Linked DNA regions of Homo sapiens: region 2 is linked to region 1. A link is an interaction called in ENCODE POLR2A ChIA-PET data of the cell type or tissue named here. Cell type or tissue: MCF 10A. All regions are shown on one strand. Each heading gives the region's core, and the rest is flanking DNA. Links, peaks and the distances in the headings are about the cores only. Region 1 overlaps NSMCE1 (NSE1 component of SMC5/6 complex). Region 2 overlaps IL4R (interleukin 4 receptor).

What was found. Peaks named below come from ENCODE experiments on the same cell type or tissue, not always from the same donor. Only the 100,000 strongest peaks of a DNase experiment are listed, where the experiment ranks them.
Region 2: POLR2A ChIA-PET joins it to region 1 with 16 read pairs; 19 of 35 experiments call an interaction of 5 or more read pairs at or near these places.

The regions. Positions count from the first base shown.
Region 1 is chr16:27,262,803-27,265,716 of GRCh38, forward strand. All of the region lies in intron 1 of NSMCE1 (NSE1 component of SMC5/6 complex), which reads right to left. Among named protein-coding and RNA genes, the nearest start is that of NSMCE1-DT, 3.9 kb to the right of the region's middle. In MCF 10A, for the core only: no CTCF peak of the experiment used is centred there; a DNase peak (open chromatin) is centred at 1,509.
Region 2 is chr16:27,317,178-27,320,091 of GRCh38, forward strand. The region is part of intron 1 of IL4R (interleukin 4 receptor); the gene reads left to right. Among named protein-coding and RNA genes, the nearest start is that of IL4R, 4.7 kb to the left of the region's middle. RefSeq lists an enhancer at 1,588-1,787 and a silencer at 2,149-2,198. In MCF 10A, for the core only: no CTCF peak of the experiment used is centred there; DNase peaks (open chromatin) are centred at 294 and 1,414.

The sequences.
Region 1 (2,914 bases), core at 314-2,813:
GACAACCTACAGAATGGGAGAAAATATTTGCAAACTATTTACGAGAGAAAATCAAACAACCCCATTAAAAACTGGGCAAAGGACATGAACCAACATTTTTCAAAAAGAAGACATACATGTGGTCAACAAGCATATGAAAAAAAAGCTCAGTATCACTGATCATTAGAGAAATGCAAATCAAAACCACAATGAGATACCATCTCACATCAGTCAGAATGGCTATTATCAAAATGTCAAAAAATAACAGATGCTGGCAAGGTTGCAGAGAAAAGGGAAACTTATATACTGTTGGAGGGAGTGTAAATTAGTTAAACCACTGTAGAAAGCAGTGTGGCAATTCCTCAAAGAGCTAAAAGCAGAACTACCATTTGACCCAGCAACCCCATTCCTGGGTATATACCAGAGGAACAGAAATATTCTACCATAAAGACACATGCACGGGAATGTTCACTGCAGCCCCATTCACAGAAGCAAAGACATGGAATCAACCTAAATGCCCATCAATGACAGACTGGATAAAGAAAATGTGGTACCTATACACCGTGGAACACTATGCAGCCATAAAGAAGAATGAGATGATGTCTTTTGCAGGAACATGGATGAAACTGGAGACTATTATCCTCTGCAAGCTAACACAGGAATAGAAAACCAAATACCACATGTTCTCACTTATAAGTGGGAGTTAAATGATGAAAACTTATGAACACAAGGAAGGAAACAACAGACACTGGGGTCTATTTGAGGATGGAGGGTGGGAGGAGGAAGAAGAGCAGAAAATATAACTATCGGGTACTGGACTTAATTCTTGGCTGATTAAAAAAGCTGTACAACAAACCCCTATGACGTGAGTTTACCTATCTAATAAACCTTCACGTGTGCTGCCAAACCTAAGTTTTTTTAAAAAAGCATATGATCATCTTAATGATGCAGAATATACAATTGATAAAATTCAACATGTACCTACACCAAAAACAAATTTGGAATCGAAGAAAACATCTTTTATCTACTAAGTGACGTCTACAAAAAACCTGCAGCAAACATCATACTGAAAAATGAAATGTTGGCAGCAATCACTTTAAAAACCAAATTGACCCAATGCAATTGAATCAATGCTATTACAGTCAGCATCCCAAGAGGCTTTGTGTATGTGTGTGTGTGATTTGACAAGATGATTCTAAAAATTTACATAGAAAACACAAAGGCAAAACAGCAAAGACATTCCTGGGAGAAAATAAAGGCAGAAGGACTTGTCCTACCAGCTATAAAGACTTCTCATATTTGCTGGGCGCGATGGCTCATGCCTGTAATCCCAGCACTTTGGGAGGCTGACGTGGGCAGATTGCTTGAGCCCAAGAGTTCAACACCAGCCTGGGCAATGTGGTGAAACCTTGTCTCTACTAAAAACAAAAATTAAAAAAAAAATCGCTGGGCATGATGGTATGCACCTGTAGTCCCAGGTACTCATGATACTGAGGTGGGAGGACTGCTTCAGCTCGGGATGTCGAGGCTACAGTGAGTCATGATTGCACCACTGCATTCCAGCCAGGATGACAGAGTAAGATCCTGTCTAAAAACAAACCAAAACAAAAAAAGCACTTCTTATAAAGCTAGAGTAACGAGTACAGTGTGGTAATGGTACAGAGATAGACAAATAAGACCAATCAATGGAACAGAACAGAGAACTCAGAAACGGAAAGGTATACATATATGGATACTTGATGGCGGATGAAAGCAAACTTTCCAATAAAAGGTGCCAGGAAAACTTGTTATCCATATGTAAAAAAATGAATAAAATTTGATTCTTACCTCATACTATATACAAACATCAATTCTGAAGGGATAAGGTCATAATAAGGAAAAATACTGTAAGACTTTTAGGCAATATAGAGAATATATTTATCACCTAAGGGTAGGGAAGGATTTCTTTAAGAGATATAAAAAGTACAGGTCATAAAGGAATATACTGATAAACTTGACTTTTGTTAAAATTAAGGGCCTCTATTCACCAAAAATACCAGAAAGGTGGGGGTTAGGGGATACAAACTGGAGGGCATTTAAAACAAACATAAGCTACAAAATACAAAAGATTCATATTCAGACTATATAAGGAATTCCTACAAATCAGCATGGGAAACACAACTGTAAAAGAGAAATGGGCAACAGAAATTTTACAAAAAGAGGATGCATAAATGATGAATAAATACAGAAAAAAGATGCTCAATCTCAATGTTATCAGACAAATGATTATGAAAACCACAGTGAAGGAATGTCTTAGCCACCACCAGACAGGCAAAAATTTTAAAAGAATGGCTGAGGCTGAAACTTTCATCTGCTGCTGGGAGAGTATAAATTCTTTTCCTTTTTTTTTTTTTTTTTTTTTTTTGAGACAGGGTCTCACTCTGTTGCCCAGGCTGGAATGAAGTGACACAGTCATAGCTCACTGCAGCCTTGACCTTGTGGGCTCAATCGATCCTCTGACCTCAGAACCCCCTAGCAGCTATGACTACAGGCACACACCACTATGCCCGGCTAATTTCTGTATTTTTTGTAGAGATGGGGTCTCACCTGTTGCCCCAGCTGGTCTCATACTCCTGGACTCAAGCGATCCACCCACCTCAGCCTCCCAAAGTGCTGGGATTACAGGTGTGAGCCACCACTCCAGGCTGAGTATAAATTATTGTAACCATTTCAGATAACAGTTGATATTACTAGCAAATTTGCATATCCCCCGAAATCTACTATTAGGTATATACCTTACAGAAACTTCCACATTTGCCCTAGGAGATATGTTTTTACAGAAGCACCTTGTAATAACAAAAGTCTGGCAACAGTATAAATGCCTACCAACTGAAGAACTACATTAAAACAATATAATCATCCCATAGAATTCAAATCAGCAATGAAGACAAAGTAG
Region 2 (2,914 bases), core at 232-2,731, 54 kb after region 1:
ATAGATGCGAGCAAACGTGCCTGGCCTAAATGAATAAATCTTTACTGTTGCCTCCTTTGAGCTTTATTGGTTGGGATTTAGTCCACTCATTTTGCAGGTGAGAACTGAGACCCGGAGATGAATGCAGTAGCCTTGCCTCAGGTCCACATCTGAGGGACAGACTCCATCCTACTTTTCTTCCCATGTATTCTTTCCTGCTTGTACCAGTTCACTGGGGTGACCAAGAAAGACATTTCTGAGTTTTCCTCCTGGCTGGCACAGTGGAGACATGCCCAGCCACGTTTAGCTAGACTTACCATGGCTGGGCTAGAAGAGAGGCCAGGAGCTTGTCTGGAGGTTGCACAGACCTGCCCTTGGTGAATGTGGATCGGAGCGCCCCGGCAGAGGCTTGAGGTGCTACAGAGGCTGGGGGATCCACTGTCAGACCGGGTGCATCACCACTGTTTTATGATATCCAGCAAATTGCTCTGCGTCTCTGAGCTTAAGGCAGAGAGAAGGGCCTGAGCTTGAAGAGGGGATCCCAGGTTTAAATCGGAGCTGGCTACTTCCCAGCTCTCCACTGTGTAATCTGGAGGAAGTTGTTTAACCTCTCTGAGCCTCCCTTTGTTTTGTCATGGGTGTTTGCAGGGAGAGCATTCATGAGATAGTTTGTATAGACATTTTGCCCTTGGAAGGCGCTCAGTGATTGCTGTTTTTCTCTGCATTTTGGACCGAGTCCCTTCTGCGTATCCAGCACCTGGCTTCCTCCTGCATTTCTTCCTCAGGAATTTATTGAGCACCTATATGTGCCAGAGCATCGGACCAAGTCCTTTGCTCTCCTGGGGTTTAGATTCTAGTTGAGCATACAGGCAATGTACAACCAATACATATGTTCAGATCGGCAGCTTTATCTGTTATTCTGAAATCCACGATTTCTGAAAACCGAAAGTTTTTCATAACTCATTTTGAAGCTAAACTTGAGGCTTTTTAGAGTCTTCATCCTCTTCGGTGTGATGCTCAGATGTCTTTCTGCAGAGATATTAGTGCAATTGATCTTTGGGTGCTTTCCCGCCCTGCATGATGGGCATGTCGGTGGGTATTTTATACAAGGTGACCTTTCTACAGCCTGAGTCATCCTGAATTCTGAACTATGTCTGGCCCCCAGGATTTTACAGGAGAGAACATGGACCTGCAATATCCTATCAGGTGGAGACTGTGCTAGGAAGGAAAGCAAAGCTGGGTGCAAGTGGAATCAGGGAGGGCTTCCCTGAGGAGGTGACATTTGAGAGGGATGAGGAAGAGAGGGCCAGGTGGAGGGACTCACAGAGGACGGAAGACTCCACTTCCTGACTGGCCTGTGCTTACCCCTCATTCTGCATGCACAGTTCTGTCTAAATGCGTCCGTTCTTGCCTTTCCAAGAAGTGCTGATGTCTCTTACGTTTCAAGTCTAGCTCTGACTGACTCATTCTCTCTTTAGGTGCCCCCACAGGCCTCCTCACCTCTTCTCGTTTGCTTAAGAAATCTGAGGTCTGCGCTAAAGCCAGCCTGGGTGCTGTAACCTCTCGGCCGAGGATGGTGCCCAGCTGGGCTTGCATCTGGAGTTGGAGGAAGTGGGTCCCGGGAGGGGAAGAGGAGCCGTGGGGCCTTCCAAGGGTTTGGTGGAATTGAGTTCCTGGTGGGGAGGGGCTGTGTTCTGGGTCTTAGAGCCTCTCGCCTGCAAAGCAAAGTTGAACGTAACACGCGCTCACATATCTCGAGTGCCAGCCCGGGGCTAGGTGCTTAACGCTTGCTTAGCCAAAGTGCCAGGGGCTGGGGACACGGGAATGAGTGACCCAGAAATGAGGGCCCTCATGGAGCTGAAAGCATTCTGGGCTTGGTGACTTTGAGGAAGTGGCTTTTGAACTGAGACCTGAAATACCAAGGCATGTGGATATCTGGGGAAAGAGTGATCCTGGCAGTGGGAACAGAGAGTGCAAAGGCCCAGAGGCATGAATGAGCTTGGTGTGTTTGACCCACAGCAAGGAAGCTGGTGTGGTTGGATGGAACCAAACAAGAAAGAGGTCTAGGAGCAGAGGTCAGGGAGGGAGCTGGGGCCAGATACCTGCATTGTCTCATTTAACTTGTGTAATAACCCTACCAGATAGGAGCTACTCTCATGCAAATGTTACAGATGAAGTAACAGAGGCACAGAGAGGTTCAGTGACTTGTCCAGGGTCACACACCTGAAGGTGGCAGAGCAGGGCTGTGAACCTAGAAGCTCCAGAGTCCTCAGTCCTCACCATGGTGTTTAAACACAATAAAATCTATGCCTGAGTGCTGAAGACACACCTGCCATTTAGATCGATCCACTTTTTTACATTGTCGGTGTACTCCCTGCCATCCATCTGCCCAGAAATACTGTGAATGTGGGCAGCGCAGGACTGGTTCCTCCAAGCCCCATTTTACAGACAGTCCAATCATTTTACATATTATTTTATGAATGAGCACCTTCCTCAGTGTCTCAGACCAGGGGTCCCCACACAGCAGGGCCACACAGCAGGAGGTGAGTGGCGGGTGAGTGAGCGAAGTTTTATCTGTATTTACAGCTGCTCCCCATCGCTCGCATTACCACCCAAGCTCGGCCACCTGTCAGGTCAGCTGAGGCATTAGATGATTCTCACAGGAGCACAAACCCTTTTGTGAACTGCACATGTGAGGGATCTGGGTTGCGTACTTTTTCTTTTTTTTTTAAGACGGAGTTTCGCTCTTGTCGCCCAGACTGGAGTGCAATGGTGCGATCTTGGCTCACTGCAATCTCCACCTCCCCATGTTCAAGTGATTCTCCTGCCTCAGCCTGGTGGCTGGGATTACAGGCCTGTGCTATCACACCCAGCTAATTTTTGTATTTTTAGTAGAGACAGGGTTTCACTGTGTTGGCCAGGCTGGTGTCGAACT